3 separate regions of the Homo sapiens genome follow, and regions 1 and 3 are each linked to region 2. A link is a loop called in an ENCODE intact Hi-C map of the cell type or tissue named here. Cell type or tissue: heart right ventricle. All regions are shown on one strand. Region 1 overlaps THSD4 (thrombospondin type 1 domain containing 4). Region 2 overlaps THSD4 (thrombospondin type 1 domain containing 4). Region 3 overlaps THSD4 (thrombospondin type 1 domain containing 4).

Region 1 (2,500 bases), 59 kb before region 2:
CCCAGAGACGCCCAGCTGTTGAGCTTAATCTCAGAGTCACTGGAACAACCACTTCAAGGTTGAATTCGTCACCCCAATCACATGGGAACATTATCTAATTAAGTGGCTCTGCCACTTGAGGGGCAAGGAGAGCTGAAGTCGGGTATTGGGAAACACAGGTTGCTCTTCCATGACAACAGGTCACACAGTTGAAATCCCAAAACCATGGGCAGGACCAGGTTGTGTAAATGAGGTTCAGCTGCCCTGGCTCCCACTGCCACCCTGGCACACAAAGGTCATCTCATCCATTTCCTCCATGTCTTTGTATTTGCTATTCCTCATCCCAGAATCATGGCCCCTTCCTTCTTCCCTGTGGATAATGCCTCTTTTCCCCCCATTGCATCTTACTTATTAATTACAAAATTGTCCCTGGATAATTCTTACTTTGCTTTTAAGATTCAGCTTAGAAATGTTGTCTTTGAGTCTCAATTTCTTCCTCTGTATAAAGGGGACAATAGTAGCTTCTACGACACAAAGTTGTTGCCAGGATTAAAAAATAGATAATGTGTAGAAAGCACAGTGCCCAACATACAGAAAGTGTTTAACAAACGTTGGTTGTCACTGTCATCATTGTCACTCTCCTCTGTGATCACAAACTCTGGCCAGACTTTAACCATTGCAGTGCACCTCCTGACTGCACTGCACTTGTTTATTCCTGTCTTCCCCATTAGGCTCCGGGCTCTTCCAGGGAGGGGTGGGTACATCACCAGCATATCTCCAGTGCCTGGCACACAGTAGGTGTTCAATAAACCTCCTGCATTATCTGAATCAACGAATAAATCCATACTAAACAATAAGCCCTCCTCCTGCGGGTCTGTATCTCTGTGACACGTCTTCCCTGTGAAAGGCACAGGAAGAAAATAAAGGAAGAGAACAGAATGTTCTCGATGCTACTCAGAAATATTCTCAAACAAAGATTCTACATAATTCATTTGTACTTTGACATTTTATGGCCTTCATTTTCTCTGAGTGCTTTCTACAGATATTGTTGTTATTTTTTTCACTCTAAGGACAATGCTCTCAAAGCCACGGTTGTAATAGAAATTGGAAAATCAAAGCAGATCCATGTGGCCTCAGCATAACGAAAACAAGGTAGGCCAAAGAGAAATCAGGTAATGCATGGATTTATGGTCCAAATCATAACCTGTTCACACAAACTACCAATGTCACAGGAGGAAAAAGACACCACACTTTCCAATGGCCAACATATTTTGAACAATATTCAATACAATAAAATTCCAGTAAAGGCCCTTTAAATTAGGTATAACTCTTTTTCCACCCTAAGATCTTTATATTTGGCTTATAAGGAATCCTGTATCTGGGATGGAGCTGAATGTGTACTAAAAGTGACCACTCTTTGCTTAGAGAATTAACAGTTTTAAAGAAGTTGGTCTTAGGAAATGTAGGTATTAGGAAACCTGGTGCCAGCAAGGTAAACTCTGTGGCCAATGGGCTTAGCTCAAAGGTTTTGATGCAATTTAAAAGGTCGGTTTACGCCTCAAAAGGAGACTTATCAGTTAGCAGAAGCTCAAGGTCAGCCTAAAGGCAGGGAAGAAATGGGTTTAGTGTTCAGCATAGGGAGAGCCAAAAAAAACCAAAGGGTTTGGGGAGCGGGTGGGTCTCAGTGACATTATTAACATGAAAACAAAACAAAACAACAAAACGAAACTACTTCCATCACATTTCAGGACAGCGTGAGGGTAACCTAATGATAGACAGTTGTATATGACCAGGATGGAATGTAGGAGCTTAAATCTAACTAGAGCAGAACAGGGGACAGTCCAAGGAGGAAGCTGCCACTTTCTAGAGACCAAGGGAGATGGTGCCATGTGAGCAGATGGGAGGATATGCATCACTGGGGTTCAGCTTTGCAGCCAGATGCCTGGGTTTAAATCCATGCTTCTACCTCTGGGTAGCAGTGGATTTAATGTCTCTAGGCTGAGGTCTCCTCATCTATGAAATTGAGACAAAAATATCTGCTTTAGATGGTAAACGTGAAAAGTTAACAGGCCAATCCTTATAAAGTGCTTAGCCCAGGGTCTGGGACATGGTGAGCATTCCATCAAAGTTAACCATCTGTGTAACTCTTAACAAGGGCACGGGGCATGGAGAACCTGGACCAAGGACCATGCTGTCCCATCTCACACAGCAAGATTTCCCAAGTGTGAGATTTTGGGACACCTGCTTCTTTTCCGTAGTGATAAGCAGTAAATTCCTTAAGCTACAAAGGCTGGGAGGCTTGTCTTCAAGGGTAGCCACAATCAGAAGTCTGAAGAAGGCTATGTGCTTTCTTCCTCTTTCCAGAGAATCCTGAGATTGAGAAGAGGGAGAATACTTTAAAGAGGAGCCCCTCCTACTACAGAAACCTCAGTGTAACAGCAGGAATGACCCTGTGCCTCCAAACATGTGGTTTAAGAGGCAGATCTAACATGACTCTTCAAAAACAAGCCCAGGGAAAAGA
Region 2 (2,500 bases):
AGATATCATCTCACACCTGTCAGAATGGCTATTATCAAAAAGATAAAATAAATCAAGTGTTGGTGAGTATGTGGAGAAAAAGAAAATCTTGCATACTATTGGTGGGAATGTAAATTAGTACAGCCATTATGGAAAATTGTATAGAGCTTCCTCAAAGAACTAAAAATAGAATTACCATATGATCTAGGAATCCCACTTCTGGGTATTTACCCAAAAGATTTGAAATCAGTTTGTCAAGAGAGATCTGCACTCCCATGTTCAATGCAGCACTATTCACAATAGCCAAGTCATGGAATCAATCTATGTGTCCATCAACAGATGAACATGGTATACCTATGCATATGATGGGACATTATTCAACCTTAAAAAGGAAGAAAATCCTACATGCTACAACATGGATGAACCTGCAGGACATTAAGCTAAATGAAATAAGCCAGGCACAGAAAGACAAATACCACATGTTTTTACTTATATGTGGAATCTAAAACATCAAACTCACAGAAGCAAAGAGTAGAATGGTAGCTACAGAGGCTGGAGGGTGGGGGCAATGGTGAGGTTATGGTTAAAGGGTAGAGAGACTCAGACAGGAGGAATAAGCCTTTTTTGAGATCTATTGCATAGTGCAGTGAAAATAGTTAATAGCAGTATTTTGTACATTTCAAACTTCCTAAGAGTAAATTTCAGATATTCTCACTACAAAAAATGATAAGTATTTGAGGTGAGGAATATGTTAGGTTGATTTCATTATTCCACATTGTATTCATAAATCATAGCATCACTTTGTGCCCCATAATATAATGCAGTTATAAATTGTCAATCTACAATAAAATGTTTTACAATTTTTTGAAAATAAAATTTCCATTTGATTCTTCTATTTCTTTGCTGAGACTTCTCATTTATATTTTCTTTATTTGCCTCAGGCATGGTCATAATTGCTCCTTGAGGCATTTTTATGATGGCCGCTTCAAAGTCTTTGTGAGATATTCCCACATCTCTGTCAACTCAGTGCTGGCATCAACTGATTGTCTTTTTCATTCAGTGTGAGATCTTCCTGGTTCTCAGTGTGATGAGTGATTTTCCATTGAAACCTGGACATTTTAGGTATTATGGTATGAGGTGCTAGATCTTATTTAAACTTTCCCTATTCCCTGGCTTCTTCTGACACTGCTCCAGCAAGGAAGGGGGCCCCCAACATGATGGCCACGTGGGAACAGAAGGCCAGGTTCCCCACTTGGCCTCTAGTAACACCCGAGGGGGAAAGGGGAGTCGTCATTGCTTCTGGGTAGAGGTGGGAGTTCCAGCTCCCCACCAGGTCCCCAATGACATGTCCCTGGCTTGGAGGGGCAGGAGAGCCTCCTGTGGCCTGTGCTGGTACCACAGCAGGGAGGCTCAGAGGGATGCATGGCTTCGTTACTGCTGGGTGGTGGTAAGAGCCCTGACTGTCCACTAGGCCTCCTCTGACCACGCCAGTAGGAATGAAGAATTAGTGTCCCGGAGATGGAAATGGATTGCTGGACGTCAAACAAGTTAGTGACAAAGCTGGGGCTCAACGCCCATGCCCTTGGCTGCAAGACCACTCGCTTCTAAACCAAACACACAGGAAGAATGCCAGCCCCCTGCCCAACAGAATAATGAAAGATCTCACCAGCCAAAGGACAGCGAGCGGCTGCCTCCCTTCACATCCTGCCAGACCCCAGGCCAGAAAGCACATGTGGCTGTGCGCCACCACCCCCTAAACAACACAAACACACGTCTACTTAAGACGGGTCTCCCATCCAACATACACAGCAAAAACATGTTCCCGAGCCAAGAACCACAGCACCACAGTCACCTTCGGGGCTGGTGGTCTTCCATCTGGAGAGGTTCTGGCTTTCCTACTGTTGGAATCTCTGAAACCAAGATACACCCAGGAGCAGCCAGCAGGCCTGGCGCCCCCCTCCTGACTGGAGAGCTGGGTCTGCACCCAGCTGGAGGCGCCTTCTTCGGACCTGGGGCCTCCCTCTGGCCCTGGCTGGCCAGCCGCGGTCTCAGCACAGCCCTGCTTATTCTCCAGTAAGGGAAAGCTGGTGACCCGGGAGGGGAAACTCTGCTTTCTAACAGTCTTTGTTTTTGTTTCCATTTAAAAAGGTTAGTGACTTTATTGCATGTGGAAAGAACCAAAGTAACAATTTCAAAGAGGCTCAGCATGTTTTGGATCTGACCAAATATACAGAACTTTTGAGTGAGGAGGAAAGAAAAGGGAAAAGAGGGAGCAAAAGTTTATTCCACATTCACTGTGTGCCAGACACAAGCCTTGGTGCTCCGTCTATGCTCTCGCCTGCCTTTTACAATAAAAAAATTCCAGCTAGAATCAAGTTCCAAACTCCAGCCAGCAGGCTGTTGGGAGTCAGGCAGAGCTGCTGGACTCCAGGAGAGTACACAATAATAAACCAGTGTAGGGTATAAAATTTTTTCTTTTCTTCTCTTTTCTCTTTTCTTTTCCTTTCCCTTTCCTTGCCTT
Region 3 (2,500 bases), 110 kb before region 2:
TGTAAAATGAGAGCATGACCATTTCATGTTCACTAGGATGGCTATACTCAAAAAAGACAGATAATAGTGTGTTGGGAAAGATAAATTGGTAACCTCATACATTCCTAGTGGGTAGGTAAAATGGTGTAGTCACTTTGGAAAACTATCTCGGAGCTCCTCAAAAGACTAAATGTAGTGTTACCACAAGACCTAGCAATTGCAGTCCTAGGTATATGCCCAAGAGAAATGAAAACATACATTTGTATATAAACTTATACATGAATGTTCATAGCTACATTATTCATAATAGCCAAAAATGCAGAAACAACCCAAATGCCTATCAACTGATGTAGAGAGAAATAAAACATTGGTATACCCACAGAGTGGATTATTATTCAGCCATAAGTGCTGATATATACTGTAACATAGATAAACCTACAAAATATTCTAAGTGAAAGAAGTGAAAGAAGCCAGACACATATGATTCCATTTCTATAGAATGTCTAGAATAGGCAAATCCATAGAGACAGAGAGTGGTTTCCAGGGATTGGGGAGAGAGGGGAAAAGAGAGTGACTGCTAAAGGGATGGAGTGTCTTTTTAGGATGATGGAACTGTTCTGCAATTAGATAGTCGTGATAGTCACACAACCTTGTAAATATACCAAAAACTATTGAGTTACATAGTATTTTTAAATGGTGATTTTTACGGTATGTAAGTTATATCTCAATAAAGTTTTTTTTAAGAAAGCATGTTTACTTACAAGGATGTTGTAAAGTCAAATTGAACTTACTGATAGAAATGCATTTTTTAAATCTGAAAGCAATTTTTAATGATTTGTTTCAACAATATTTAACAAACCTTTATTGAGCAACTTCTATGAGTGCCTATTGAGCATCATGTGTGATTTTTTTTTCCACTTGTTCACATTTCCAGCCCTGACAACGTAAGTACATGGAACACCCCCACCCCGCCCCCACACCACCATAAAGTAGGGCTCTATGAGAAGAACATGACAGTGCACAGTAAGGGTTCTAAGTCCAGGTTCCAGGCCCAGTTCATCCAACGGGCGTCTGGGAAAATTGCTGTTGCTATAATAGTTGTTGAGATAATGGCTGCAAACAGCATGTTTTCCTTACAACAGGCTGGCTGCCATCCAGGGCTGGTTATGTGTGATCTTCCACAGCTCTACAAAGATAATGCTAAGCAGTCAGCATGACTCAAGCAAAGTCACTCCATCCAGTCTCCCTCCCTACACACTCACCCTGGAAATGTGTCATCTGCAATCATCACCTGGAACTGACAACTCCCGCCTTTCTGTTTCCTGCCAAGATCCCTCTCCCGAGCATCAACCCCATGTGCCTAGCTAACCTCCAGACTAGAGCCTGAAAAGTGCACATAAGTCACCCGGGGGTCTCACTAAAATCCAGCTTCTGCTTCAGCGGGTCTAGCACAGGCCTCTGCTTCATTTGTAACAAGCTCCCAGATGAAGCTGATGTGGTGGGTCCTGGGACTGCACTTTGATAGCTCCACGTGTCACTTCGAAGTCAACACACTCAAGTCCGGATTGACCATCTTTCCTCCACAAAACTGATGCCCCTCTAGCTCTTCCCATATTCTCTATCTCAGTAGTCCTTAAACTTGAACAAGCATCAGACTCACCTAGAAGACTTGTTACAAAAGACTGTGAAGCCCCACCTGCAAAAACTCCGATTCCATTGGTCTAGGGCACGGCCTGAGAATCTGCATTTTTAACAAGTTCTCAGATGATGATGATGCTCTTGGTCTGTGGGCCACAGTGAGAACCACTGTTCTGTCTTACTCCCAAGTACCACCATCCCCTGAAGACGGCTGGCTCTTCCACCCACCCCTTCTCTCTGCATTCCACCCAAACTCCTTGGCTTACCCACTCAACCTACACAGCCTGGCTCCTGCTGCATCTCTTGTCAGCCCTGGCCCTGCATGGACCACCCACACCACTTGTACCTCCTCAGTAGGCCAAGGGACTTTATTCTCCATGTTTTGACCTATGCTGTTTCCTCCTCCTCAGCTGCTTTCTCCAGCATCGTTTCCCAAAATAATGACCTAGTCACCCTTCAGGATTCAACGGAAGCATTTTGGTGTCAATGAAGTTTTTCCTGGTCCAAACCGCCCTCCAACCCTCTCCTTCAAAGAACTGATGCCCTTCTCTTTTGTCCTTCCACTGGGCCTCATGTAGCTGTCACAGCACAATCTTCTATTATGCTTATTGTTTGCACACCTGCCTTAGTTGACCAGGCTGCAGGCTCCTTCAGGGCAGGGACTATGCCTTATTTCTTATATCCCTATAGCCTACTACAATGACTAGCACATAATAGGTGCTCAGTTAATTGACCCTAGAAAAGCTGAAATAACAAACGAATGGCTCAAACCACTATTGCCAAAGGGAGAAAAATCTCCCCTCATCATTATTGTGCCTGTTTAATTTCTGTTATATGAATTATTATATCTTATTAAAAGACTGTTAAACTATTATGGCCCTGA

The links. Hi-C counts contacts between places; a loop is a spot of excess contacts. Peaks named below come from ENCODE experiments on the same cell type or tissue, not always from the same donor. Only the 100,000 strongest peaks of a DNase experiment are listed, where the experiment ranks them.
Region 1: a loop joins it to region 2, with 2.3 times the contacts of the local background. A loop is called at or near these places in 5 of 110 quality-filtered maps.
Region 3: it touches region 2 in a loop (2.0-fold over the local background); 12 of 110 quality-filtered maps call a loop at or near these places.

The regions. Positions count from the first base shown.
Region 1 is chr15:71,184,056-71,186,555 of GRCh38, reverse strand. All of the region lies in intron 3 of THSD4 (thrombospondin type 1 domain containing 4), which reads right to left. It overlaps THSD4-AS1 (THSD4 antisense RNA 1), which reads left to right. Exons shown (of 3, transcript NR_120351.1): 2 at 1,050-1,131. Among named protein-coding and RNA genes, the nearest start is that of THSD4-AS1, 3.8 kb to the left of the region's middle. In heart right ventricle, no CTCF peak of the experiment used is centred here; no DNase peak of the experiment used is centred here; H3K27ac peaks cover 2,408 bases.
Region 2 is chr15:71,125,130-71,127,629 of GRCh38, reverse strand. All of the region lies in intron 1 of THSD4 (thrombospondin type 1 domain containing 4), which reads right to left. Among named protein-coding and RNA genes, the nearest start is that of CT62, 11 kb to the right of the region's middle. In heart right ventricle, a CTCF peak has its summit at 1,373; no DNase peak of the experiment used is centred here; H3K27ac peaks cover 2,500 bases.
Region 3 is chr15:71,236,516-71,239,015 of GRCh38, reverse strand. The region is part of intron 4 of THSD4 (thrombospondin type 1 domain containing 4); the gene reads right to left. Among named protein-coding and RNA genes, the nearest start is that of THSD4-AS1, 49 kb to the right of the region's middle. In heart right ventricle, no CTCF peak of the experiment used is centred here; a DNase peak (open chromatin) is centred at 1,135; H3K27ac peaks cover 1,973 bases.